7 separate regions of the Homo sapiens genome follow, and regions 1, 2, 3, 4, 5 and 7 are each linked to region 6. Evidence: chromatin loops called from intact Hi-C (ENCODE). Cell type or tissue: PC-9. All regions are shown on one strand. Region 1 has its middle 30 kb from the start of PABPC4. Region 2 overlaps MACF1 (microtubule actin crosslinking factor 1). Region 3 overlaps MACF1 (microtubule actin crosslinking factor 1). Region 4 has its middle 45 kb from the start of MACF1. Region 5 has its middle 12 kb from the start of MACF1. Region 6 has its middle 76 kb from the start of NDUFS5. Region 7 overlaps MACF1 (microtubule actin crosslinking factor 1).

Region 1 (4,000 bases), 500 kb before region 6:
ACACTTTTAATGTATCATTTCATTTTTGCAATAATTTTACAAGGTAAGTTCTAATATCCCCATACACAGATCAGACAATTGAGGCACAGATCACTTATGGTGCTAGCTAGTATGTGAAAGAGCCAGAATTTTAATCCAAATGGTCTGACTCCAGAGACTGAATTCTTAGCCACTCTGTTATGCTGCTTTCCATGAGTGAATGAATTTTTTTTTTTTTTTTTGAGACGGAGTCTTGTCCTGTTTCCCAGGCTAGAGTGCGGTGGCGCGATCTCCGCTCACTGCAAGCTCCAGCTCCCGGGTTCACGCCATTCTCCTGCCTCAGCCTCCCGAGTAGCTGGGACTACAGGCTCCAGCCACCACGCCCGGCTAATTTTTTGTATTTTTTAGTAGAGATGGGGTTTCACCATGTTAGCCAGGATGGTCTTGATATCCTGACCTCGTGATCCGCCTGCTTCGACTGCCCGAAGTGCTGGGATTACGGGCGTGAGCCACCGCGCCCGGCCAAATTTTTTTTAAAAAGAATGAAAGAAGAATAATTGATTTGTACCCACACCAGAAACCATGAAATTTGGAGTCAGAAAAACCTAGGTTAACATTCCAGATTTGCTGTGTACTGGAATATATGATTTGGACAACTTTCTTTTCTCTCTCTCTTTAATTTTTATTTTTTCACACAAGGTCTCACTCTGTTGCCCAGGATGGAGTGGGAGTGCAGTGGCATGATCTCGGCTCACTGCAGCCTTCACCTCCAGAGCTCAAGAGATCCTCCTGCCTCAGCCTCCTGAATAGCTGGGACTACAAGTGTGCGCGCCAGGAGGCCCAGCTAATTTTATTTTTTTGTAGAGATGGGGTCTCCCTATGTTGGCCAGGCTGGTCTCAAATTTCTGGGCTCAAGCAATCCTCCCACCTCGGCCTCCCAAAGTGCTAAGATTACAAGCATGAGCCACCACACCTGGCCTGAACAAGTTTCTTAGATTTTTTTTTTTTTTTTTTTTTTTTTTGAGACGGAGTCTTGTTCTGTGGCCCAGGCTGGAGTGCGTTGGTGCAATCTCGGCTCACTGCAACTTCCGCTTTCCCGGTTCACGCCATTCTCCTGCTTCAGCCTCCCGAGTAGCTGGGAGTACAGGCGCCTGCCACCATGCCTGGCTAATTTTTTGTGTGTTTTTAGTAGAGATGGGGTTTCACCATGTTAGCCAGGATGGTCTCGATCTTCTGACCTCGTGATCCGCCCACCTCGGCCTCCCAAAGTGCTGGGATTACAGGCATGAGCCACCGTGCCCGACCAAGTTTCTTAGATTCTTGAAGTCTGAAGTTCCTAAGGACAGAGAAGGGGGAAAAAAATCGACCTTTTTTTTTCTTTTTTTTTTTTTTTTCATTTGAGACGGAGTCTTGCTCTGTCGCCCAGGCTGGAGTGAAGGGGCGTGATCTCGGCTCACTGCAACCTCTGCCTCCCGGGTTCAAAACGTTCTCCGGTCTCGGTCTCCCGAGTAGCTGGGTATTACAGGTGCCCACCATCATGCCTGGGTAATTGTTGTATTTTTAATAGAGACGAGGTTTCGCCATGTTAGCCAGGCTGGTCTCAAACTCCTGAGCTCAGGTGATCTGCCCGCCTCGGCCTCCCAAAGTGGTGGGATTACAGGCATGAGTCACCACGCCCGGGCAAAAAAAAAAAAAAAAAATCTACCTTTTTTTTTTTTTTTTTTGAGACGGAGTCTCGCTCTGTCGCCCAGGCTGGAGTGCACTGGCTCGATCTCGGCTCACTGCAAGCTCCGCCTCCCGGGTTCACGCCATTCTCCTGCCTCAGCCTCCCAAGTAGCTGGGACTACAGGCGCCCGCCACTACGCCCGGCTAATTTTTTGTATTTTTAGTAGAGACGGGGTTTCACCGTTTTAGCCGGGATGGTCTCGATCTCCTGACCTCGTGATCCGCCCGCCTCGGCCTCCCAAAGTGCTGGGATTACAGGCAAAAATCTACCTTTTAATCCACCATACGTTAGCTTCTTTAAAGCCCTTTTGTCACACTGGATCCGGTTTTATAAGCCATTACTGCCCTCTAGTGGTCAGTTGGAATAACGGCATAACTGCTATGATAAATACAAACTCCCCAAATGGTGTCGCCCAAAGGCTAGTAGTTTCTACAGATAAAACAGCCCATCGTTTTTTAGTCTCCTGGATGCTGTTAGTCTTCAAGGACTAAGATCAGGGTTTCTCCAAAGGAGCCAGGGAGGATCATCCCATGTAGGCCCTTGTAGGAGAGAATGGCTCCAGGGGAATTACCCTGATGAAAAATACGTCACCCACACTTCCACACCCAAACAAATGAGCAAAGGATAACAGGCTTGTTGGGACTCACAGCTCAGTTGTCCAGACCTTCAAAGAATATATTCTCACTATGTGATTCATTTTATGTGTCAACTTGACTGAGTCATGGACTGCTCGGTTTATTTGGTCAAACATTGTGAGTGTATCTGTGAGGCTGTTTTTGGATGGGATTAACACTTGACTGAATAAAGCAAACTGCATGCCCCCATGTGGGTGGCCCTCATCCAGTCAGACCTGAATAGAACAAAAAGGCCACCCCTCCCTCAAGTAAGAGGCAATGTCTCCTGCCTGACCGTATGAGCTGGGACATGGGTCTTTTCCATTCTATAGATTTGAACTGAAACATTGGCTTTTCTTGGATCTCAAGCCAGTAGACTTTCAGACTGGAACACACATTGGCTCTCCTGGGTCTCCAGCTTGCTAACTGCAGATCTTGGGACTTCTCAACCTTCATAATCACATAAGCCAGTTTCTCATAATAAATAAATGGGTCCTGGCCGGGTGCAGTGGCTCACGCTTGTAATCCCAGCACTTTGGGAGGCCAAGGTGGGCGGATGACAAGGTCACGAGTTCAAGACCAGCCTGGGCAATATGATGAAACCCAGTCTCTACTAAAAATACAAAAATTAGCTGGGCCTGGTGGCAGGCGCCTGTAGTCCCAGCTACTCGGGAGGCTGAGGCAAGAGAATCGCTTGAACCCGGGAGGTGGAGATTGCAGTGAGCCAAGATTGTGCCACTGAACTCCAGCCTGGGCGACAGAGCGAGACTCCATCTCAAAAAAAAAATAAATAAATAAAAATAAGTCCTGTTGGTTCTGTTTCTCTGGAGAGCCCTAATACATTTTTTTTTTTTTCGAGACAGGCTCTTGCTCTGTCACCCAGGCTGGAGTCCAGTGGCGCTATCTCGGCTCACTGCAACCTCCGCCTCCCGGGATCAAGAGAATCTCGTGCCTCAGCTTCCAAAGTAGCTGGGACTAAAAGCATGTGCCATCACACCCAACTAATTTTTGTATTTTTGGTATTGATGGGGTTTCACCACGTTGGCCAGGCTGGTCTCAAATTCCTGACCTCAAATGATCTGCCCGCCTCGGCCTCCCAAAATGCTGGGATTACAGGCGTAAGCCACCACGCCGAGCCCTGACTAATACATTCTGTTTTATACAAACTGTTTTTACTGGGTGGAAAAGAAGGGAAAACTGCCTAACTTGTTTTGTAATACTAGTATGCCCTTGTCATCAGCCCACGACAGGGCAATTAAAGGTAAGAACATTTTAGAACAAGCTTAGTTACGGTTATAGATACAAACATCCTAAATAATAAAACAGAATCCATATGACATCTAAATTAGAAGCAAATATGTAGTAGAGTTTAGCCAAAAATGCAAGGATAGGTTAACAACAGGGAAAGAATTCCTGTTCTGAACCTTAATACATTAAAAGATAAAAAGTATATAATCACTTAAATAAATAATCATTTGATGAATTCATTCATTTTTCAAATCTTAGCAAATTAGGATTAGTAGGATAATACCTTAACCCTATAAAGGATATTTGCCAAATTCCTAAACATCAAATTCAACGGTGAAACTCTAGCATTCCCATAAAAGTTAAAAATATGAATGCCCTTTATTCAAAATTTGATGGGCATTTCTAGCTAATGTAATAAATATAATAGAAATCA
Region 2 (4,000 bases), 160 kb before region 6:
TTGAAAGGAAAAAAGCAACCCCCCAAAACTGAAAGCAAATAAAAACAAATGAACCTTAATTGTGTATTGAATTTGTGGCTTAACAACAATAGAGAGAAATTATTTCAAGTGACTTCAAAGTAATCATACTGCTAACAATAACATTCATATTGTCACTTGGATTCATATATATTACAAATAATATATATGATTTTACAGATCTCTGTGTGTGTAGGAAAAGAGTAAGTAACCACATTACTGTTGTTAAGATCAAGATTTTCAGTATAAGAAAAAAAATGATATAAAGTCAAAGAGGTTAAACAAAACCCTGCAATCCTAAATTTGAATTAGAAATATCAGTAAAAATTCATGGGGTTTTTTGTTTGTTTGTTGTTGTTGTTGTTGTTTTTAGAGATAATACAAGTATTGCCTAGCTCTGCCCACAGAAAAAGCCTAGAAATGATGGGCAACCAGCCGCGTGTGGTGGCTCACGCCTGTAATCCCAGCACTTTGAGAAGCTGAGGCAGGTGGATCACCTGAGGTCAGGAGCTCGAGACCAGCCTGGCCAACAACCCTGTCTCTACTAATAATAAAAAAATTAGCTGAGCGTGGTGGCACACGCCTGTAATCCCAGCTACTTGGGAGGCTGAGGCAGGAGAATCGCTTGAACCTGGGAGGCAGAGGTTTTGGTAAGCCGAGATGGTGCCATTGCACTCCAGCCTGTGCAACAAGAGCGAAATCTGCTTCAAAAAAAAAAAAAAAGAAAAGAAAAAGAAAGAAATAATGGGCAACCTAGGAGCATTCAGACTGTGGTCAATAAATAGAGAACCAGTTCCTAGGGGAGATTAAGAATTTCAGGCCTGGGACAGAAAATATAAAAAAAGAGTCTGGAATACCTCATCGCACAAGAAATAAAGGAAATTATCAAAGACCACTGTGGTCATGCCAAAGGACTCAGAGTCAACTTGAAAGCCTCTTTACAGCCAAAGATGGAGCTATTTGATTTTATTAAAAAGAATAATAACTGTATTTGATTGGAACATTAAGTCTGCTTAAAAATCCACAAGTCACAGTGATACTAAAAAAAAAATGGTGAACAAAGGAACTATTATTGGTCACCTTTGGAGAATCTTAGCGAACCAACTAATTATTCTGAAAACTAGTAAACAGAAAGAAATGAAATTTTTAAATGCTTCAAGGAAATGTTTCTTCTGGCCGGGCACGGTGGCTCACGCCTGTAATCCAACACTTTGGGAGGCTGAGGCAGGTGGATCACCTGAGGTTGGAAGTTTGAGACCAGCCTGACCAACATGGAGAAACCCTGTACTAAAAATACAAAATTAGCCGGGTGTAGTGGTGCATGCCAGTAATCCCAGTTACTCGGAAGGCTGAAGCAGGAGAATCTCTTGAACCCGGGAGGCAGAGGTTGCGGTGAACGGAGATTGCACCATTGCACTCTAGCCCGGGCAACAAGAGCGAAATTCCGTCTCAAAAAACAAAAAAAGAAAGAAAGAAAAAGAAAAAGAAAAAAGAAAAGAAAATGTTTTCTCTATTTAAACATTTGTTATGGCCTGGTACGGTGGCTCACGCCTGTAATCCCAACACTTTGGGAGACCGAGGTGGGTGGATCACCTGAGAGCAGGAGTTCGAGACTAGCCTGGCCAACATGGTGAAACTCTATCTCTACTAAAAACATATAAATTAGCCAGGCATGTTGGCAGGTGCCTGTAATCCCAGCTACTTGGGAGGCTGAGGCAGGAGAATCTCTTGAACCCAGGAGGCGGAGGTTGCAGTGAGCCAAGAACACATCATTGCAATCCAAGAGCAAAACTCGGTCAAAAAAAAAGGAAATTAATTTAGTTGTAGTAGTTGGGGTGAATAGAGACAGTGAATAAATTCTCCTTACCTCCCACCTATGAGACAAACATTGGGCACTCACAGTGAGGGCAGGTTTGTGACCAAAAAACAAACAAATTTCTCTAAAAGCTCCTCTGTTCATAAGAGTTCCAAAGGGATAACTGTAGTCCTCCATGAAAGCTCAACAAAGTTTCCCATCCTGCCAGACAGAGCACACCTACCAAGTTCATGTTCCTGGTTATCCCTATGCCCAAAGCTTGCCTGAGGATACCCTGTGGTTCCACAAAAATACATTACCACCACACAATCCTAGCCCTGTCCATGCTGGTGACTGCCAGCATTGCTTCCAAACTAGAGCCTCAAGAAACAAGCCTAAGCACTCAGATTTTTCTCTCAGGAATTCGGGGACACCTGTTGTTCTATCTTTAACCAGCAGGTAGCGCCAACTCCCCAGCTAGGATGTCACCTTGGCCTCATCCCTGAAGTCGGCACCCTGCCTTCTATTCCCACTAGCTATCAGCCTCTAATCCATCAGCCTCATGTGCAGCAACTGTGTATCAGAGAGAGCTGTCTGAGAAATAGCTTTGTTTGGCTGACCTAAAAGGGATGTAAAAGAACAGCCTTTTTATAAAAATAGGGCTGTACTTTTCCAATAGCAATTCAGATCTAAAAAGGATTTGCCTTCTTAGGAAGAGGAAGGCCATGTGACCATGTGAATATTCTTCAAGATGCTCTTGGGTGTGATGGCCGCTGCAAGGTTGTGCTTGCCAGCACATATACAAACCCAGATACTAAAGTATTCTAATTAACGAGGCTTGTTTAAAGGTTATTAGAGATGAGAAAAAGTCTACATTAGAGCAGGACTATGAACCTTCACTCCACCATTCTAAAGCATCAACACCAACAGCTTTTCTCAACCCTCATATTCTGAGTCCTTCAAGAGCCTCATTTTGATTCAGCTGAGCAAACAGACCTCTAATAACCAGACTGCTGAGGACAGGGCCAAACCACAAATGGGTAAAAAAATCCCTCCATTTAATTAAGCAAATAATTAGGAAGTTTTGCGTTTACGATACAACAGCTTGTCTGCAGATCAATCTTAATTTTCCTTTCCAACTCCCATCCACCTTTGTTCACTGACAAATAGAGAGAAGGAAGGCTCAATGCTGTCTGTGGAAGGCAGTGCAACTTTCTAGGCCATGTCCAAACAAAGCAACAGGAATTCCAAACTTCACATGCCCTACCTGGAAATGCAAAATAATGGTCCAGATCAGACCCAGGGTCAACTTGGGGTTGCCATCTGTGATGTCATCATTGCGAATATTCACTAGTTTCACCTGAAAAAGAAATAAAAGCACGGCTCAGAGCTCTAGGACTTTTTGTTTTGATTAAATTTTTGCATCACTTCATTATTGATTTACAGTTAAACTGATTTCTTTTTTGGTGTACAGTTCTATGAGTTTTAACACATGTATAGATTCATGCAACTACCACCACAAAACAGTTTCATCACCCCAAAAAGGTCCCTTGTGCTGGCCCCCTCCTTGTAATCAAACCCTACTCTCACCCCTAATTCCTGACAACCACTGATCTGATCCTGATTCCTTGTTTTGCTTTTTCCAGAGTGTTGGATAAATGGGATCATGCAGCATGCAAGATTTTGAAACTGCCGGCCAGACGCGATGGCTCACGCCTGTAATCCCAGCACTTTGGGAGGCTGAGACAGGCGGATCACGAGGTCAGGAGATCGAGACCATCCTGGCTAACACGGTGAAACCCCGTCTCTGCTAAAAATACAAAAAATTAGCCGGGCATGGTGGCGGGTGCCTGTAGTCCCAGCTACTCAGTAGGCTGAGGCAGGAGAATGGCGTGAACCTGGGAGGTAGAGCTTGCAGTGAGCAGAGATTGTGCCACTGCACTCCAGCCTGGGCGACAGAGTGAGACTCCGTCTCAAAAAAAAAGAAACTGTCTTTTTATTTCACTCGGCATAATGCCCTTGAGATCCCTATCCAAGCTGTTGCATGAATCAACAGTTTGCTCCTTTTGATCGCTGAGTAGTATTCCATTATAGAGATATGCTACTCTTTGTTCACCCATTCATCCATCGAAGGATATGTGAATTATTTCTAGATTTTGGCAATTATGAATATTCATGTGCAGGTTT
Region 3 (4,000 bases), 310 kb before region 6:
TCAGGCTCCTCTGGAGCATGCACTGTGGTAGCTGGGGTGACAGGCCCTTCTGGTGTACCATCCTCCTCTGTGATGGGTACTGTAATAGCTAAAGCAGCCCACTCTGGGGAGAACCCTGCGACAGCTGACATACCCTCCTGTGTGATGGCTGCTGCAACAGCTGGAGCAGTCTCCTCTGGGGAGGACACTGCAGCAACTGCAGCAGTCCCTTCAGGGACAGATACTGTAACAGCTGGGACAGTAGCCCTCTCTGGGGCTGATACTGCAGCAGCTGTGACATCCTCCTCCTCTAAGGAGACTATTGAAGCAACTAGGATGTCCTCATGTGGAAAGGGCACTAAAGCAGCAACTACAGCAGTTCCCTCTGGGGCAGGCACTGCAGCAATTGAGGTACCCTCCTCTGGGCTGGGCAGTGCAGCATCTAGGGCATCTTTGACAGTGGGTACTGCAGCAGTCCGGGAAGGTCTCTGGAGGACGGGTATCCATTCCTCTAAAACTGGTTCAGTATTACCAGCCTTGGTAACTTGTTTCTCTGGAAAAATATTTAGGAATGAATCTGAATCTCTCCTTTCCATCTCCCCTCCCTCTGATGATGCCACATTCAGCTCAGGCTTTGTATCATTCACAGTTTCCACTCCATCTGGATTAAGTCTCAGTTCTTCAACCAGCAGGTGCAGACTCAGAATCTCTGACTCTGGGGACTTCCTCTGGAGATCCTGGAAGACCTGCTCTGGGAAGTTTCTGTGGAAATGTGCTGGAGCTTGATCCTCCAAAAGTGTGGCTTGATAATCCAGCTCTTTTGCCTCACCATCCTCATCACAAACTTTCTCCACAGACAATTCACAAGTGACCACATTTCCCATTGATGTCAGACTGTTATTTTCTTGATTAACAGTTACATTCCCACTTTCCAAATGAATTTCATCTGTTAGTAAATTTGATTCATATAACACCTCTACTTCAGGTCCTGAGGTAACATCTGTTAGTTCATGATTAAAAGCAAAACTGAAGGTGACCCTCTCAATGCACTCCTCACCATTCCCCTCAGTTTGACTGCAGTCTCCCTGGGACAAACTGCCATTGTCTTTGGCCAGCTCAGAAGCAATGAAGCCTGATAATTTTTCTTCATGAGAAACCCTGTGATCAGAGTTCAGCAGTCCTCCTGGGTCCAGCTTTTCCAGTGAATCCAGATCAGCTGGCTGTCTGGACTTAAATTCTGCAGTCCTGGGGCTAAAAGGCACTTTTTCACATTCCTCCTTGCTAACAGTGGAAGTGTCTCTCATGATATCAACGTGGGCAATAAGTTCCACAGCATTAGGCACCTGAGAAGAATCCAGGGTATTAAAATATCCACAATCCAATCTAGTATCATAATCTTTTGCCCTTACATGTAAAAGGCCTAAATGCTGTTCCTTTTCTAAGGCAGCCCCTGAAAAATGACTAATTACGAGTAAATTTTCTGCATCCTGGGATGCAGCCAGCCCTTCAGAAGAGATTTGATTCTGTAGCTCAACTAGAGGAGTTACTCCTTCTTCACATAAACACTCCTTTTCAAGTTCAAGAAACATCTGCACTGAGTCTGTGTCAGAGAGCTGTTCTGCATCAATAGTACCCACAGTACATGCTGAATCTGAAACAAGTCCCTCTAACCCCTGAGCAGTTCTGTTTGCCACCTCACCGAGAATATCCTCACCTGTAAGAACACAATCGCAATCCAGGGGTATATCCTTGGGAACAGTAGCCAACTGGTCCTTGGCTGGCTGTGGGTCATCAGGGCAACAAATCTGACCAAGAGATAGGTGGCCAAAAGTCCTCAAGACAGCAGCTAAGCAATCGGATCCATCCTCCACCACTGCTGTGTTTGCTTGTTCTCTTTCTTCAAAAATATCTGCCAGGCTGTTCTTCTCATCTGCCATCAGAAAAGTCTTTTCCCTGTCTGACAGTTTCTCTTCCTCCCACTCTCCCTCAGCCTCCATCATAATCCATCGCTCATCCTCCTCAAACTTTAGCTCAGACTCTGTTTTCTCTCTCAGGCTGGGGGTTATGAGAACATGCAATTCTGGATCTAACAGCTCTTCACTCAGGCAAGGGGAGAGAGGTGGCATTTCCACAGTGCAGGCTGTGTCCCCAAGGGGGTGCTGCTTCTCACTGAAGCCTCCCTTAGCTAAACTTTTTGTGGCCCTCGGCCAGGTTGCACTTGAGAATCTGGATTCCTGCATTACATCTGTGTTACCACTTGTTGCTACAGCTTCTGATTCTACAGGCTGGAATTCATGAGGAGGGTTTGCACTGTGCTGCTGAAATCTAAAGTCCTGGCAGTCTCCACTTAAGTTTTTAAAATCTTGCACCTCTGGAATACCTATGGATTTGGACACATGTTCCAGAGTTACTGACTCTGACTGAGGTTCCCTGTGGTCCAAATGACCAGAACTTTCTGTTAATGCAGAACTGGACTCCTTCTTCTCTTGCAAGGAAGGATTTGAAGCACCAGCTTCTGAAACCTCACTGAGAGAAGCTTCTATCCTCTCTGCAAATTCTGGGAAGTTGGGTGGCATGAAGGACTTCCACGATCTCCTGTTAACATTGTCTTTGCGTTCTGCATTTGGCCGCCTTCTGGGTGGCACAGGTGCTGACTTCTGCACATCACTGCTTAGCTTTAGTGCATCAAATATTATCCTCTCATCCAGCTTCTTACCTTCTGGTGCTCTAGATTCAAAAACATTAGATGCTGCTCCTAATGTACCATTGCTGGATATAGTACTTCCTTCCATCTTTTCCATGGTGCTTTTTGAAGTCTGGTTAAGCTTTGACCCCTGGTCAATTTGCTCATTTATCCTCATCGTATCATATATAGACCGTTGTGGAACATAGCAGTCCTCTATGTAGCCATCCTCCTCCTCTCCTTTCCCCAGGCAGCTGGGGTTCCGCCTTAAACAGTCTGGTCTGCTGAGTGGCTTACCCATCCTTTTTCAATCAAGATGAACCATCAATCTTTCAAAAGTATTTTTCACAGGTTCCCCCCAAATGCATTCTACATAAGTTATAAATCCTTTTAGCTGTTCATACCCCAAACCACCAATTGCATCTGCCCTCCAGAAAGGCCTGGAAGTTCCGTTTTGAAACCATTCTGGGAGAAGCTCTAAGACAAACAGCTTTTTCCTCACAGGCTAGCAGCCTCATGGTTGACAGACGATATAATTTAAAATAATTCCTTGTATGGCTTATGGTTTAATTTTTTTTAAGAGCACTGCTCTTTCAAATACAGTCAACAAAAATCATCTGATATTGACGAGTCTTTTTCGATATCTAGTTCCACTCACTTCTCACCGAAGCAGAGTTGGGAGCAGCAAATTTATGCCGATTGTATCCTTTAATAACAATGGCACAGCCTCTCTAGTCTTCAAGTATGGCCCAAGCTCCTAAGAATTCCTTTCATTTTATCCTCAGTTCCAGCCCTGGAGAGTCCAGCTGGTCTGAATTAGCCATTCGTCCTCCCTAGCTGGGGTGTTTGCATTTGAACTGGGCTGGTCGGCGGATATTCCTGCAACTTTAAACACAGGAAGTCCTTCATTCGGGGCCAGCTTGGGGCTTCCTGTCTCCAAAACATCATGGCATTGTTGTGGCTCCCAGGCCAACCCTGCGCTGTAGCTGCAAAACAAGGCGAGCGGAGCCCCGCGCCAGGCCTTCGGAAAGGCAGGCGGGCGGGCGGGCAGCAGCAGCGGCCGCGGGTCTGTCGGAGGGGCTCGCTCAGCACGGCCCGCTTCCCCGCGCCATGCCGCGCGCCCCGAGGGCCAGGGTCGCCTCACCGCAGGCTGCAGGTGGCTCCCGGCCGCGCCAGCCTCAGGTCCCGCGCTCAGGAAGTTAGTTTGTCCCTCCGGCAGCTGAGTCCCGAGTGCTGTGGGCGCCGCCTCGCCCGCCGCCGCCAGTCCCCGGCCCGCAGCCGCCACGCCGTGGGCTGCATGACAAGCAGCCGCCTCTATTCTCCACCACGCCGCTGGCC
Region 4 (4,000 bases), 57 kb before region 6:
ATATTGGCCAGCCTGGTCTCAAACTCCTGACGTTGTGATCCGCCCGCCTCAGCCTCCTGAAGTGCTAGGATTACAGGTGTGAGCCACCGTGCCCAGCCACCGGCTAGTTTTTGTATTGTTTTTTTGTTTGTTTGCTTGTTTTTAGAGACAGGGTTTTGCTACTGTTGCCCAGGATGGTCTCAAACTCCTAGCCTCAACTGATCCTCCTGCCTCAGCTTCCCAAAGCACTGGGATTACAGTCATGAGACACTGCACCTGGCCATTATATTTCTGTTTTAAAAGTCAGTTATCTCATAGTCCTATCATAAATTTTTCTTAGTAAAGGCTAGTGAACCACTTTCTCACCACTCTACTTCACCTACCTCTCTGCTTCCCTAATTAATCCCTAATTACCTACTTATCCCAGTCATGGCACAGGTCTGGACTCTGCCAAAAATCAGGACTCGGGCCAATAGTTCAGCCTGTCATACCCATGAGAGAGGTCCATCTGGCCAGAAATCACCCCAATAACTAAGGTTTTTGACAGGCTTGAGAAATATAAGTTAAAGCCCTCCAGAAAAAGCACGAGCAGTGGAAAATATTGCACCCCAATTCTGGATCAAAACACCAAAAATTCATAGGAATTTGGGGATCAGAACTTCAAAAACTTGTACAATGTCTCTATTCTCCCACTGGATTCCCTTCAACAGTTACCCACTAGATGGAGGAATGTCTACAAGCTGAACCATGCCAAGAAAAGCAACAGTCAGTAACTAAATGAAGAGGGGAGCCAATTACCTCTTTCCATCAGCCCTTCTGGAATACACAAAGATATTAAGTGAAAAGAAGAAGGGAAGTAACCATTCACCTTAATCAGGGGGCACAGTGGGTGAAACTCAACCCACAGGAGGATTTGACAAAGGCAATGGTTTGTATCTAACTCTCTGCCTGGCAGCCCAGAATTGGGGGAATAGTTGTCTAAGACCTATAGCAACATTCCAAAAAATGATAAGGACTAAACCAAAAAAACTACATGTCCTCTTTCCAGGAACTTCTCCCACCTGAAAAAGACTCAGGTTGCAGGAGCAAAGAAGAGTTTAAATCTGATCCTTTCTTTGGGTCAACAAGAGAAACTGCTATATATTGTATGTTTTATGCTATAAAGACTATTATACAGTGTATATAAGTGAATGAAGCAAACAATAGTGAATGAAAGATTAGAAAACAGAACTCCATTCAAGGTGAGTAGTAGTGTGGAGAGAAAAGATCTATTACCTTCACTCTAAAGCCCCATACTACAGCTCTTTGTCTCAGAGAGGAAGGTGCATTTACACATATGCTTAGTCAGATGTGGGTATTCTTCCCTTCTTCACATGGTCTCTAGCACCAGAGAGCAGCACTCTTCTCACTCCAGACTCTGGGGCTCTTTGCTGTGTTATTTGGGTTCTGTACCTCTAAGATGAACTCAGAGTGATCCTTCCACCTCAGCTTCCCAAGTAGTTAAGGGTACAGGTGCATATCACCATGCCCAGCTAATTTTTTAACATTTCTGTAGAGATGGGGGTCTCATTATGTTGCCCAGGCTGGTCTAGAACTCCTGGGTTCAAGCGATCCTCCCATCTCAGCCTCCCAAAGTGTTGGGATTACGAGTGCGAGCCACCATGCCCGACCTGTATATCCCTTTATAGCATACAAAGCTCTCCATATATATTTCTTAGAACCAGAGTTCTTCAACAGATAGTGAAAGAAAGTAAAACATCTACATACCCTGGCAAGAAGGGAGTACAGATCTCCTGCCCACACCCTGTCTGCCACTTTCCTCATCCCTGAAAAAACCCAGTTTACTCCTTTCCTCCCTCTACCCCCTCCCACTCTCTCCACACCCCATGGTTGCTCTGGGTCCAGAATCCTAACTACTGATGAAAGAAAAATGGTTTAAGCACCCTCCTCTGCAAATGGAAATAAAACCACTTATTAATTAGAGAAGGGAAAGTAAAAAGATTTCATTCATTTTTCTCTTTAATATCCAAAAAGAGTCCTACATCACATCTGAGTACATTCTTCTCATGTCTGGTCAGTGAAGAATTTGCCCATGATGCAAAGAAAACACTATTTCCTTTAAAACTTTAATAAAAAGCTTCCTCTTTCAAAGTCATTGTTTTACTCTTTACAAAGGCTTACTTTACAATGGGCTTACAAATAGCCCATCAACCTGCATTCCTCCCTCCACCCTCCTCCCCACTCCCAACTCCAGTTCTCTCCAAATGGGACTCTGACTCACTGTAGACACAAGCAACTGGAAAACCTGGCCCAAGAAACATAACTACACCTAGGTGAGGCTGCAGGGCCCTATGGCAAGAGCCCTCCACCCACACTGTCTGGCCACCTCAAAGAAAACAGGGAGTGCCCTGAGCCCTCTGAGCTCAAGAATACAGGGGACATTTCTTACTTGTCCGTTCAAGCAAGACAACAGGCTGTTGCTGAAGTACCTAAGGAGATTCTCTCCTACTCACTTAGGATTGCATTTACAAACTCTATCCCTTCTGTTTAATTGCCTAAACGCATAAAAAATAGGGCCAGCTCAGAGCAGGAGGGTTTTACAGACCCTATACAATACACACCATAATAAGTGCTCACACGATCAGCAAGGACAAAGGGTAGGGAGCCTGAAGCCTTGTAATACCTCTAAGGTTGTTGAGTCCCTCCAGGAACTTCTGATACTTGTAAGCGTTCATGCCCGGCCCAGTTGAGTTGGTTCACTGGCTGAAAGTAGGCACCATGGCACAGTGACAGCTGAGAAGTGAAAGCATGCAAACCGAATGATCTCTACTCCCGCTTCTACTAGCCCCCAAGAACTGGACTTTGACCACATTTACAAGTGACGTCACCAGAGAAGCCTCATTACATTACAGCCTTTTGAGCGCCCTCATTTGTTCCAGTGAGCGGAAATACCTCCCCAGGAGAGGCCAGCCCCTCCTTTGTGCAAATGAGCTACGGGACCACAACCGCCCCTGCCTGTCATCTGCCACCTCATCTGCCACCTTCTCTCTAGACCCCAGCCCAGGCTCCACTGGGATTACTGCTCCTCTTGCTTAAACTCTAGGGAGAGAAGCTTAAATGCTTTTCAGGACACCAGTCAGGGGCTCATTTAACATTTGAGAACAAAATCTTTAAAGGGCCATGCTCACCACAAGAATATCACCACAACAGGAGCTCTTGAGCAAATATTACATGGCAATGAGACAAGTTTTACAAAATAAACAATACTCTGTACTCTCCTTACAGCAGTCATGTTTACGGACTGGAATACAGCCACACAACAGAGGAGGCACTGCATATCAAGGCAGTTCAAGGCAAGGGGAGGGAAGAAGCAGAAACTGTCAAGCTCATTCCCTAACTGTTGAAAGCACAACCATTCAGGGAGACAGGACCCTCTCCATGGATACCTAGAGAGAAAATGCAGCCCAGATATCACCCACATATCCCCAACTCCAGGACACTATTTCACTCTGATTTGTTTCGGGGTTGCTTTAATGTGTCAGTCACTACTGCAAATTTCTTTCTACTGCTGGCCTCAAAAAGATGACCATCCCAATAGTCACAGGTTCTTAGGATAAGCTACCCATATTATAACTAAAGGGGGAAAATCCTGAAATTTCCACAGCATCTTTGTTGTAAGGAACTCAAAATGGCTCATCTGCATTATTAGACTCATCTTTGAAAGTATCTTGTGAAAATAATTGCAACTTTTCATTATCAGATGAGAAAACAGACAGAAGTCCAGCCTGAGCAACATGGCAAAACCCCGTCTCTACAAAAACTCCAAAAAATTAGCTGGGTGTGGTGGTACGTTCCTGCAGTCCCAGCTACTTGGGGAGCTGAGGATGAAGGATCGCTTGAACCTGGGAAGTTGAGGCTGCAGTGAGCCAAGATCACACCACTGCACTCTAGCCTTGGTGACAAAGTGAGGCCCTGTCTCAAAAAAAGAAAAAGTAAATAGACAGAGGTTAAGTAATCTGCC
Region 5 (4,000 bases), 90 kb before region 6:
TTCCACTTTTGGCTGGGCATGGTGGCTCACGCCTGTAATCCCAGCACATTAAAAGGCTGAGGCGGGGTGGATCACCTAAGGTCAGGAGTTCAAGACCAGCCTGGCCACCCGTCTCTACTAAAATTACAAAAATTAGCCGGGCATGGTGGCATGTGCCTGTAGTCTCAGCTACCTGGGAGGCTGAGTCAGAAGAATCCCTTGAGCCCGGGAGGTGGAGGCTGCAGTGAGCTGAGATCGCGCCACTGCACTCCAGCTTGGGAAACAGAACAAGACTCTATCACAAAAAAAAAAAAAAAAAAAAGAAAAGAAAAGAAAAGAAAAGAAAAGAAAAGAAATTCCACTTCTGGAAATCCCTCCGGATATGGATTCTGCCCAGGATCTAACTCTAGATGGCCTTCCTATCAAGCTCAGCAACTGAAGGTCTTACCCTTAAGAAAGAAAAGGGAAAGTAACACTAAAGAGGAGGGGCAGAAAATAAAGTGAGAGATGCTCTGGTACAGCACTTAGAAAACTCACTCTTGGCCAGGTGTGGTGGCGCATGCCTGTAATCCCAGCACTTTGGGAGGACGAGGTGGTTGGATCACCTGAGGTCAGGAGTTCGAGACCAGCCTGACCAATATGGTGAAACCCCATCTCTATTAAAAATACAAAATTACCCAGGAGTGCCTGTAATCCCAGCTACTTGGGAGGCTGAGGCAAGAGAATTGCCTGAACCCAGGAAGTGGAGGTTGCAGTGAGCTGAGATCATGCCACTGCACCCCAGCCTGGGCAACAACAGCGAAACTGTCTCAAAAAAAGAAAAAAAGAAAAAAGAAAACTCACTCTTAAACCCAAGTGCCTGCCTCTCTCTCTCTCTCTCTCCCTCTCTCTCTTACCAGGGCTGTAAATATAATTTGTGAGCCAAACCTATATTCAAATTCTGATTTCACAATCTCTAGTTGTGTATCTATGAACCAATTACTTAATCTCTTTAATCCATAGTTATCTCATGTCAAAAAGGGATAATAAAATTACCTCTTCACAGTGTTACAGTGAGGATTAAGTGAGAAAATGCATAATATATTTGGCACACAGTAAGCATTAACTATTTAAAAAGCATTAAACATTGACTCATTAATGCCAACTCTTGTTATTATGATTACCACACAAGAGACCTCCTAGCAGGGCATCAAGTCATCCTCAGTGGCAAATGCAAGAAGGTAAGTGAAAGTAATGTGTGGTATTGAACAGCTCAATGACTAAGTCAAATTAGGCTTCGACAGCATTGCTTCAAAAAGGGAAAGGACAAGAATATCTAGTCAACCTCAACAGCCATATTACCATTTTAAGTAATCTCTCTCTCTGGCATTTTGACCCTTTTCCCCAATGAAATAATATCTATCTAGTAAGCTTTTTCCAGGAAACTCTGGTAGCCAACATCTTAAAGAAATGGAGAAAAAAATGATACGAAGAAAAGAAGCCCTGTCTATGGGGACTGTTCCAGAATCTTGCCCAGGATTGTTATTTTTGTCCAGAAATATTCTTTTTTTTTTTAATTTTTGAGATGGAATTTCACTCTTGTTGCCCAGACTGTAGTGCAATGGCACAATCTCGGTTCACTGCAACCTCTGCCTCCCGGGTTTAAGCAATTCTCCTGCCTCAGCCTCCCAAGTAGCTGGGATTACAGGCATGCGCCACCATGCCCGTCTAATTTTTTTGTATTTTTGGTAGAGACGGGGTTTCACCATGTTGGCCAGGCTGGTCTCGAACTCCTGACCTCAGGTGATATCCACCCGCCTCGGGTTACAGGCATGAGCCACTGCGCTTCGCCCATAAAGTTCTTAATACAAGTTCACGCCTTTTGTTTCTGCTCTAATATTTTAAAAAACATAGTACTGAATATACAAAGATGTCACAATAGACAAGGAATCCAGCTCATTTATCACTAGATTAGTGTTTCTCTTATTGAGAGCCTAACCCTCAGTGACCCCTACTGGACAAAGATAGATAGACACAGAAGACTAAGTTTTTAAACAACAAAGAAAACTGTGTTGCTTTTATTCTGATGAAATTCTCACACATGGAACTTTCATTATACAAGTTCAAGCTTGTGTCAAAATCTATATACACCTGTAACATAGAAGGCAACAATGCTATGTCCAGTCAGCTCATTCCTTTTATGGGAAACATTATCACCATAAAGTTGGTTGGCTTCACGGCTGCCTCAACAGGATCGTCAGTATTTATGGTTTTGTGATGAGTCCTTATAGAGAAAATAGCAGACAGAAAAGGAGCAGTCACTGGCACACAACTCCTACCCCTCAGTACCTTGCAATTTTTCCATTCCCCGAGGTGACTCACTCTTAACACAGCCCAGACTACTTGCCAGCAGTCAGGGCCACTATGTGTGCCTGGTGAGTAATGCTTTCCCCAGCGTGCATCCTCCCAGCTGCCTCTGACTGAACAAGTCATAAAAGGAAATCTGGGTAACCATTTTTAAGTTTTTTGTTTTTTTCTTTTTTTGAGACAGAGTCTTGCTGTGTCGCCCAGGCTGGAGTGCAGTGGTGAGATATCGGCTCACTGCAATCTCCACTTCCCAGGTTCAAGCAATTCTTGTGCCTCAGTCTCCTGAGTAGCTGGGATTACAGGCATACACCACCACACCCAGCTAATTTTTGTATGTTTAATAGAAACGGAGTTTCACCATGTTGGCCAGGCTGGTCTCGAACTCCTGGCCTCAAGTGATCCACCTGCTTCGGCCTCCCAAAGTGCTGGGAGCCACCGTGCCTGGCCCAGTTTTAAGAACACATGTCCCATCCTAAACACAAGGATAGCTCCTCTCAGCTCCCTGCAGGGACTCAGAGTTGTAATGAATTCCCTCTAATGGCAGCCAGGTGGCAATGCAGAAACAGGCAAAGGCAGAAAAGCCAATGAGTATGATTAAGCCCTTACTCTCTAAAATCTGGGGACCACAGCTTCTACTTTGGATAAAACAAAAAGTAATGGGCATGAAGCAGAGCCATCTGCTATCACACAGCATCACACCCTGTGGCACAGCCCTGATGAAAAGCCCAATCTCAGAAGAAGGAGGCAGCCTCTTAAGTATCTGTCCATCCATCCTTAGGTGTCCCAAGTAGTGGATGAGGAAAACGACAGCATCTGTTTTTTTGATTAGTGACTGGCACATTAATTGAAAAATGGACAACAGTTGTAGTTAAACTTTCTCCCAATAGATGTTCCTGGAGTATCTAATCCTTCAGACATGAATCTATGGAGTTAGTGCAAACATTTTGGAAACAGCTGCCAAGAGCTAGGTAAGTGAGAGAAGTGGAGGAAGGTCTTTGACACAGACAATTTACTTCAAAGCTATCTTAAGCAATAATAATTCCTGATAAATTGTCAAACAGGAAAACTTTAAGTAGGACCCAACTGGGCCTGTACTTTACTGCTAGGTTAAAAAAAAAAAAAAAAAAAGAAAGAAAGAATCACCCCAAATACATCATATCCAGTGAATTTTTAAAATTTTCTTAAAAATCAGAGCACCTTCAATACAGTTGCCTACATTTTTTCCCTACCTATAATCCTTGGGTCTCTGATGCTCATATATGCCTGGGAAGAAAACTATTATCCAGCTTAGTTTTTGTTGTTGTTGTTTTGGGGTTTTTTTGTTTGTTTGTTTTTGAGACACAGTCTCACTCTGTCACTCAGGCTGGAGTGCAGTGGTGCGATCTCAGCTCACTGCAAACTCCACCTCCCAGGTTCAAGCGATTCTCGTGCCTCAGCCTCCCAAGTAGCTGGGATTACAGGCACACCACCACGCCCGGCTAATTTTTGTATTTTTAGTAGAGACGGGGTTTCGCCATGTTGGCCAACCCAGTCTCAAACTCCTGGCCTCAAGTGATCCACCTGCCTCGGCCTCCCAAAGTGCTGGAATTACAGGCCACCGCACCACCTCCAGCTCAGTTTTTGACAAAATCCAGAATACTCAAGATCCTGATTTTTATCAAAAAGAGAGAGAAAG
Region 6 (4,000 bases):
CTGTGACAGCCATCTGAACAGAGAGACAGAGATCAAAAGGGAGAAATGTGGGAACCTGAGACGGAACCAGGACTGTTAGGGAACAAAGAAAGGACTCTGGAGCATAGCTGGTCAGGGAAGAAAAGGGGAAGCCAATTATTCTTTGTCATCAGGGGAAAGGAAAGAGTAAAGAAAGGAAACTGGAAAATATGGGTAGGGATTTATTAGGGGCCATTTTGAGGACAGAGCTCCCAACATCATTTGATCCAACATTCGGTTGTGTATCATTCAATCCCAATATTCATGGAGTGCGCTGGAGCCATGAGCAGTGAATGAAGAACTCTGGTCAATGTAGGTGACACGTTGTGCCCGCCACCCCCCATTTAGCAGTTATCCTCCCCTGTTAGCTTGATTTTTCAGGAGGTCTGGAGAGGTGGTTGTGGGTAAGAAGTTACACTGGCTGATCTCACAATAAGGGCACATTAGCAAGTAAAAAAAGAATTCATGCAACACTGAGCAACCAAAATTGGGACTTGGGCTTCCATTCCAGTTCCCATTCTCAAGAGTTTGAAGGAGAAACTTCTTAACCCCAGGCTAGGGAAGGTGTCTTTGTACCTTGTGAGTAGTGCCAAGTATTTTGGTCAATGCTCAGCACATTGGTAACAAGTAAAACAAATGACGCTTTTCGCTAATAGGTGCATGCTGGTTGTTTCCACACCACACCCTGATCAGAAATCAGGTGAGCAAGTCATTAATCATATCTTTTCCCATCAAGTTTTGCTGGCCTGCCCAAGTTGTGGGCATGAAGATCATGCAGGGAAGGGCCTGAAAGAGGACAGGGAGGATCCTTAGACAAATGCTCATTTCCTTCCAGTTTAATCCTCCGTGCTAAAACAAACAAACAAACAAAACTAGTTCTCAGTTTGGTGTCAGCTGCTAATGAGCTCAGTTTACAAAAAGAAGGGGAATAAGTTTGAAGTATATGCATTTTTCAGTAAAAGGCTTTTAGCGGAAAATGCAGGATGAGTTGCTGATTGATGGCACAAGCACATTTTTCGTAAACAGCAGAGAATATAGAAATGCTAACTCTGGGGATCTTGACTGTGTCAGTGCTGAGTCATCTGCATTTCCCATATTATTTTATACCAGCAGGCCTAAGAAGGCCCAGACAGAAATCACGCATACAAACACCTCCACACAGACATCTCACCCCCACACAGACATCTGCCTCCTTATGTCCATTACACTACATAGAAAAGTCCCTCCATTCCCACCTGGGGCTGCTACACGCGCCACTTTGTGAGCAGGTTCCTCAAGATGTGTGACTGATGCTTGCCAAAGGTGAAGAAAGAACAGGGGCAAAAAGGGGAAGAGTCCGCTGTGAGAATCAGAGAAGACCTGGGGGCGTTGCAGGGAGAAGGCAAGGGGTTGAGATTCCTTTTAAGAAACACACAAATCAAAGAAGAAACTTCTGCTTTAGGTTGTGGCTAGAGAGCTTCTCTAAGACTCAAATTGCTTTCTTGACAAAATTTGCATTTAAATGCTCCCAGGAGATTTTGAAATAATGCATTCTTCTAATGAATGGAAAGTGGGGAAGTCCACATGTTTGGCTGATGTTCCTGTTTTATACAGAGAAAATTTTACAAGGCTAGAGGAACAAAGCGGCTGCCAGGGGGGATGGGAAGAAGGAAGTCTATGAAGGGGAGGTTTTTCGCTTCTTTCAAGCAACAGTCTAAATTTATAGCCAGACCACACAGTCGCAAAAGCTCTGAGGCTTTCTCCTTTTGGTCTTTGATTTTCTTTTGCTCCTGATGGGTGAGACTGCTGCTGCATTTCTAAGAAGGCTGCAATGGGGGAAGCAGAAGGATGTACTCGGAAGGGCATCTAGTGGAAGAGAAGAGTAATACAAGGAAATTAATGCCCTTTATCCTTGGTGTCCTCCCAATTAAAGCCTCATCAAATACCCCTATCCCTAAAGCCCTGCCACTTTCTATTTCTTTCAGCGCCTCTAATGTGTTATCTCGCCTCAGGGCCATCCAACCGACTTTCCTCCCAGATTATAACCCTTCATCACTCTCCTTTGGCCTGGCTCACTCCTACCCATGCTTCTGCTGAAACTCCCCAGGGGAAAGCCTTCCTTGACCCCCCCCCCGCCTCCAATTAATAGGTCCTCCTCTACCCTTTGGTAATACTCATCACACTTGAAGTTATGGTACAGTGTCTCTCATCCTTACTAAATCGTAAGCTCCCTGAGGGCTGAGACTGTTTGTCGTCTAATTCACCACAGGATCCTTAGCACCTAGCAACTGATCTGGCACATATAGGGCACTCATTAACTATTTCGTCTTTCTTTTCTTTTCTTTCTCTCTCTCTTTCTCTCTCTCTCTCTCTCTTTCTTTTTCTTCTTTTTTTTTGACGGAGTCTCGCTGTCGCCCAGGCTGGAGTGCAGTGGCGCGATCTCGGCTTACTGCAGGCTCCGCCCCCCGGGGTTCACGCCATTCTCCTGCCTCAGCCTCCCGAGTAGCTGGGACTACAGGCGCCCGCCACCTCGCCCGGCTAATTTTTTGTATTTTTAGTAGAGACGGGGTTTCACTGTGTTAGCCAGGATGGTCTCGATCTCCTGACCTCGTGATCCGCCCGCATCGGCCTTCCAAAGTGCTGGGATTACAGGCGCGAGCCACCGCGCCCAGCCTCTTTCTTTCTCTCTCTCTTTTCTTTCTTTCCCTCCCTCCCTCCCTTTCTTTCTTTCCTTTCTTTTTTGAGATGGAGTCTCGCTCTGTCACCACCCAGGCTGGAGTGCAGTGGCGTGATCTCGGCTCACTGCAACCTCCACCTCCCGGGTTCACGCCATTCTCCTGCCTCAGCCTCCCGAGTAGGTGGGACTACAGGCGCCCGCCACCATGCCCAGCTAATTTTTTTTATTTTTAGTAGAGAAAGGGTTTCACTGTGTTAGCCAGGATGGTCTCCATCTCCTGACCTCGTGAACCACCCACCTTGGCCTCCCAAAGTGCTGGGATTACAGGAGTGAGCCACCGCACCCAGCCAACTATTTCTTTAATGCTATGCATAGTGGCTCACACCTGTAATCCCAACACTTTGGGAGGCCGAGGCCAGAGGATTGCTTGAGCCCAGGAGTTCACGACCAGCCTGGGCAACATGGCAAAATTCGGTCTCTAAAAATATACATATACACACACATATATATATATATACATATTTTTTTTTTTTTTGAGACAGAGTCTGGCTCTGTCACCCAGGCTGGAGTGCAATGGTGTGATCTCGGCTCACTGCAACCTCCACCTCCTGGGTTCAAGTGATTCTCCTGCCTCAGCCTCTCAAGTAGCTGGGATTACAGGCGCCTGCCACCATGCCCAGCTAATTTTTGTATTTTTAGTAGAGATGGGGTTTCACCTTGTTGGCCAGGCTAGTCTTGAAGTCCTGACCTCAGGTAATCCATCCACCTCGGCTTCCCAAAGTGCTGGGATTACAGGCGTGAGCCACCGCACCTGGCCAACTATTTCTTTAATGCTATGCATGGTGGCTCACACCTGTAATTCCAACAATTTGGGAGGCCGAGGCAGGAGGATCGCTTGAGCCCAGGAGTTCAAGACCAGCCTGGGTAACATGGCAAAATTTGGTCTCTAAAAATATACATACACACACACACACACGCGCGCGTGCATTTGTATATTTGTTTACTTTATTTAATTTAATTTAATTTATTTATTTATTTGCAACGGAGTCTCACTCTGTCACCCAGGCTAGAGTGCAATGGCGCAGTCTGGGCTCACTGCAACCTCCACCTCCTGAGTTCAAGCCATTCTCCTGCCTCAGCCTCTCGAGTAGCTGGGATTACAGGCGCCTGCCACCACCCCCGGCTAATTTTTGTATTTTTCGTAGAGATGGGGTTTCACCTTGTTGGCCAGGCTAGTCTCAAACTCCTGACCTCAGGTAATCTGCCCACCTCAGCCTCCCAAAGTTCTGGGATTACAGGCATGAGCCACCGCACCCGGCCTAAATT
Region 7 (4,000 bases), 280 kb before region 6:
ACAGAGCAAGACTCTGTCTCCAAAAAAAAAAAAAAAAAAAAAAAAACACACAAAAACCAGAGACCTGAAGATACATTCACTGCTATTACAAAATCTGGTAATCTGAAATCTCAAGAAATCCTAAAAGGAAATTCTTAGAGTAAGAGATAAGACTTGGACATTTCTTTCTATATCCTTAATTGGTTATAAAGACTGAAATAAACTACAATAGAAAAATGCTCTGGCTGGGCGTGATGGCTCATGCCTGTAATCCCAACACTTTGGTAGGCTGAGGTGGGCGGATTGCCTGAGCTCAGGAGTTTGAGACCAGCCTGGGAGACATGGTGAAACCTCGTCTCTACAAAAAATACAAAAAATTAGCCGGGTATGGTGGCGCCTGTGGTCCCAGCTCCTTGGGAGACTGAAGTGGGAGGATCGCTTGAGCCTATGAGGTCGAGTCTGCAGTGAGCCGAGATCGCACCACTGCACTCCAGCCTGGGTGAGAGAGAGAGACCCTGTCTCAAAAAAAAAAAAAAAAAAAAAAAAGAAGAAGAAGAAGAAAAAGAAAAAGAAAAATGCTCAAACCAGTTTGCTCAGAAGTCCGAGAGACTATTTAGTCTTCAGACAGTGTGCTTTCATGGTGATGGAAGTGACAATAATAAAACTAGGGACAGAAGTTAAAATGTATACTTGACTGGTTTCCAAGTTACAAGCAAATAAATACATGTAAAAGAAAAAGAAAAACAAGGTTCAGACTTACTTTAAAATCTGCTAATTGTTGGTTGATGATTTCCACTTCGGTCCCCACTACCCACTGGAGGGCCTCTGCCTCCTCTGCTGCTGTGGTCGCGTCATTGAGTCCTTTCAATTTCCTGTAGAAGTCCTCTACACGGCCTAGTGTCAGTTCCAGCTGTTCCTGACGAGCTTTCCCCCTCTCTGTCAGTTTGCCACACTGTTTGTTCAGGGCTTCTAGCTCCCTTTTGAGACCTAACAAATCCAGAGTCCCCTCTTCTTCTAGCATATGTCGACACTCTGCTTCAGAGGCCTCTATGTCTAATTTGAGGACGTGAATTTTGTTAAGGAATAGCCGGACATCCTCGATTTGGGACTGGAGGCTATCAGTGTCTCTGCCAATAGCACCCATGCCATCTAGCTCATCATCCAGGTCTGCCAATTGAGAGAACATCTCTCGGACCCGGCAGTGAAACTGGCCAATCCCCTCCAGCTTGTTTTCCATCATCACACAACCACTGTTCACTCTTTGCTTAACTTCGAGGAACTCTTGCTGGGCGACCTCAGCTTGGTGGAGAAGTTGAGAAGCATCAGATCCATCTGGGGCATCTTCTACCAGACCCTGAGTAAAGTTCCTCAGATAGTCTACCTGAGGCTCTAGGGCCTGCAGCACTTCCTGTTGAGCTCTTAGCTTCTCCAGGTTCTTGTTGCTACAGGCTTGAGAACCCAGAGCATCAAAGATCTCAAGTTGGTGTTTGGCTCCTTCAACCTTCTTTTCAATATTCTTAAAGCTTTCCTGGAACTCCCTGAGCCTCTGAGTCATTTCTTCGAGTGACCCTGTTTTGGCCTGCAGCTCTTCTGTAACAGCATCCATGTTCTGGTTGATCCCAGCCTTCTCATCCCGGATTCCATCCTCATCTGCTTCTGAAGAATTGATCAGAATGTCAGCAGCACTATTCAATATTTCCAGCAGGGAGCGGCGCTTCTCCACCTCATTCAGCATAGCCTTTGATCTTAGGAGACTGGACTCTAGCTGCACTGGATCCAGAGTGACTCGCAACTCAGACATCTTAGCTTTACAATCTTCTATCCATGGCACAAGGTCTTCCACATGCCACTGATATTTCTGAGCTTTCTGCATACAATCCTTGAGCCTGGATTGTCTGTCTGCAGTTTTTTTACTAAGCTCTTCCCAATGGTTTTTGAGCTCAACCAACTGGTTTTGTAGAGTCCTTTTCTCTTCTCCAGGAGGTACAGAAAGAAGTAGAGATTCCCCTTCAGCCACAATCACCTCATAGGAGCCACTGTGTTGATTAAGACTTTTCTGAAACTCTTCATTCTCCTGTAGCTGAGACTGTAGCCGCTCCAATTTTGCAGAAATTGGGCAGTTTTTTGCTTGCTGGCTTTGTTTATCATCCAACCAGGTCCTCAACTCATCAAACATTTGCTGGAACTGCTGGGTGCTGGCAAGAGCTGCCTGGAGTCTGTTAATGCGATCGGCTGAAATGAGAAAATAAAATTGAAATCAATAAAGCCTGAACCCTGGCATTTAAAATGTTTGCTGAGAGTATACGGTCTAATCTTGGGGGAAGGGAACTAATGTTACTTGAGGGCCTACCAAAAAGAGGCATATAATTAGGCTCCTTCATGTACACTATCTTATTTAATCCTCGTATCAACCTTGTAAGGTGATCTAAGTAACAGAAGTAAACTTTGACTTCTAGCTGGTAAACGTGAAAGTCATAAACAGTTCCAGAAAAATAAATAATAAATTAATGGCACAATTTTTCTTCTACCAAGTTATCATAAGAAGTCCAGAAGCAGCCGGGTGCAGTGGCTCATGCCTGTAATCCCAGCACTTGGGGAGGCTGAGGTGGGAGGATCAGTTGAGCCCAGGAGTTCAAGACTAGCTTGGGCAACAAAGCAAGACCTCGTCTCTACTAAAAATAAAAATAATCACTGGGTGCGGTGGCTCACGCCTGTAATCCCAGCACTTTGGGAGGCCAAGGCGGGCAGATCACGAGGTCAAGAGTTCGAGACCAGCCTGGCCAACATGGTGAAACACCGTCTCTATTAAAAATACAAAAATTAGCCAGGCATGGTGGCACGTGCTTGTAGTCCCAGCTACTTGGGAGGCTGAGGCAGGAGGATTGCTTGAACCGAGGAGGCGGAGGTTGCAGTGATCCAAGATCGTGCCACTGCACTCCAGCTGGGGCAACAGAGTGAGACTCTGTCTCAAAAAAAAAAAAGAAAAAAAAATCAGCTGGGCATGGTGGCGTGTGTCTATAGTCCCAGCTACTTGGGAGGCTGAGGTGGGAGGTTCACTTGAGCCCAGGAGATTGAGGGTGCAGTGAGCCATGATCGCACTACTGTACTCCAGCCTGGGTGACAGAGCGAGACCGTGTGTGTGTGGTATGCATAATATTAAAAAAAAAAAAAAAGTGGGTATCAATGAGAGTATATGTGGAACTCCATTTATCAGTACATCTATGGGGATGAATCTCTACTTGCTGACTGAAATTTTATTAGAGCTTTTATCTTTAGGACTATGCTATGTAAACCTTCACATTTTTAAGTGTTCACTGTGTAACAACTACAACAGTTCTCACTGCAACTAGGAGAAGGAATTGGTTTAACACCATTCTGAGTCTACAAATTACGTAAGGGAATCCTAGAATCTTGGGACTACTCCTAACCCATTCCTTCTTTCTGCTTGCCTCTAATAATGGCAGAAGTATGTTCTTCACCCCAACTTACCTGCAAGGTCTTCTAAACCTTGGAGAGGCAGGGCAACTGTCTCCAAACGCTTCTTCAGTTCATCCTTGAGGTACTGCTCACCAATGAGCACTGAGAGTTCATCGCACAGTGTCTGAGCCTCCTTAACCTCGTGGTCTAACTGCTCCAAGTCAGATCGAATTTCACTGGTCTCTTCCAATTGCTGCTTTACAGCCTCTGGTTGGGTGCTGATAGCTGACTGGACACTCAGCCGTTGTCCAACTGCCCTCACCTTCTCTGATAAGTCCTGGAGCAGTTCCTGGTACTGGGTGCTCTTAACAATAGCTTGGTCAATTTGGCTGGAACGGGAGTTGAGTTTGTCAGTCAGCTCAACCCATTTCTGATTGATGCTCTGGAGTTCTTTCTGTACTTGGCTGGTGGACAGAGAGACATCTCCAGGGCCTGTTAGGATGCCCTGAGCTGCCTCATTCAGTTGCTCATGCTGTTGCCTGCGTGCTTCAAATTCCTTTAGCATAAACTGAAATAGAAATGACACCAAGATGTTTAGACAGGA

What was found. Hi-C counts contacts between places; a loop is a spot of excess contacts. Peaks named below come from ENCODE experiments on the same cell type or tissue, not always from the same donor. Only the 100,000 strongest peaks of a DNase experiment are listed, where the experiment ranks them.
Region 1: it touches region 6 in a loop (19-fold over the local background); 6 of 110 quality-filtered maps call a loop at or near these places.
Region 2: it touches region 6 in a loop (14-fold over the local background); 102 of 110 quality-filtered maps call a loop at or near these places.
Region 3: a loop joins it to region 6, with 8 times the contacts of the local background. A loop is called at or near these places in 34 of 110 quality-filtered maps.
Region 4: it touches region 6 in a loop (5-fold over the local background); 16 of 110 quality-filtered maps call a loop at or near these places.
Region 5: a loop joins it to region 6, with 8 times the contacts of the local background. A loop is called at or near these places in 99 of 110 quality-filtered maps.
Region 7: it touches region 6 in a loop (12-fold over the local background); 13 of 110 quality-filtered maps call a loop at or near these places.

Annotation. Positions count from the first base shown.
Region 1 is chr1:39,604,416-39,608,415 of GRCh38, reverse strand. No RefSeq gene overlaps it. Among named protein-coding and RNA genes, the nearest start is that of PABPC4, 30 kb to the right of the region's middle. In PC-9, a CTCF peak has its summit at 2,071 (motif pointing left); DNase peaks (open chromatin) are centred at 2,065 and 2,395; H3K27ac peaks cover 1,221 bases.
Region 2 is chr1:39,257,109-39,261,108 of GRCh38, reverse strand. MACF1 (microtubule actin crosslinking factor 1) reads right to left here. Exons shown (of 101, transcript NM_001394062.1): 6 at 3,081-3,173. Among named protein-coding and RNA genes, the nearest start is that of MACF1, 54 kb to the right of the region's middle. In PC-9, CTCF peaks have their summits at 2,086 and 2,286 (motif pointing right); a DNase peak (open chromatin) is centred at 2,258.
Region 3 is chr1:39,409,229-39,413,228 of GRCh38, reverse strand. The region is part of intron 58 of MACF1 (microtubule actin crosslinking factor 1); the gene reads right to left. Among named protein-coding and RNA genes, the nearest start is that of BMP8A, 80 kb to the left of the region's middle. RefSeq lists a silencer at 3,857-4,000. In PC-9, a CTCF peak has its summit at 2,093 (motif pointing right); a DNase peak (open chromatin) is centred at 2,188; H3K4me3 peaks cover 3,371 bases; H3K27ac peaks cover 531 bases.
Region 4 is chr1:39,157,683-39,161,682 of GRCh38, reverse strand. It overlaps a transcript of MACF1 not described here. Among named protein-coding and RNA genes, the nearest start is that of MACF1, 45 kb to the left of the region's middle. In PC-9, no CTCF peak of the experiment used is centred here; a DNase peak (open chromatin) is centred at 2,252; H3K27ac peaks cover 1,850 bases.
Region 5 is chr1:39,190,653-39,194,652 of GRCh38, reverse strand. It overlaps a transcript of MACF1 not described here. Among named protein-coding and RNA genes, the nearest start is that of MACF1, 12 kb to the left of the region's middle. RefSeq lists an enhancer at 2,603-3,145. In PC-9, CTCF peaks have their summits at 1,961 (motif pointing left) and 2,849; DNase peaks (open chromatin) are centred at 1,982, 2,352 and 2,862; H3K4me3 peaks cover 985 bases; H3K27ac peaks cover 3,063 bases.
Region 6 is chr1:39,100,566-39,104,565 of GRCh38, reverse strand. It overlaps a transcript of MACF1 not described here. Among named protein-coding and RNA genes, the nearest start is that of NDUFS5, 76 kb to the right of the region's middle. RefSeq lists enhancers at 1,016-1,571, 1,685-1,794, 1,815-1,864. In PC-9, a CTCF peak has its summit at 1,845; DNase peaks (open chromatin) are centred at 665, 1,255 and 1,845; H3K4me3 peaks cover 796 bases; H3K27ac peaks cover 1,781 bases.
Region 7 is chr1:39,385,398-39,389,397 of GRCh38, reverse strand. It overlaps MACF1 (microtubule actin crosslinking factor 1), which reads right to left. Exons shown (of 101, transcript NM_001394062.1): 57 at 3,469-3,964; 58 at 740-2,211. Among named protein-coding and RNA genes, the nearest start is that of BMP8A, 100 kb to the left of the region's middle. RefSeq lists an enhancer at 1,511-2,007. In PC-9, CTCF peaks have their summits at 1,452 and 1,658 (motif pointing right); a DNase peak (open chromatin) is centred at 1,787; H3K27ac peaks cover 1,577 bases.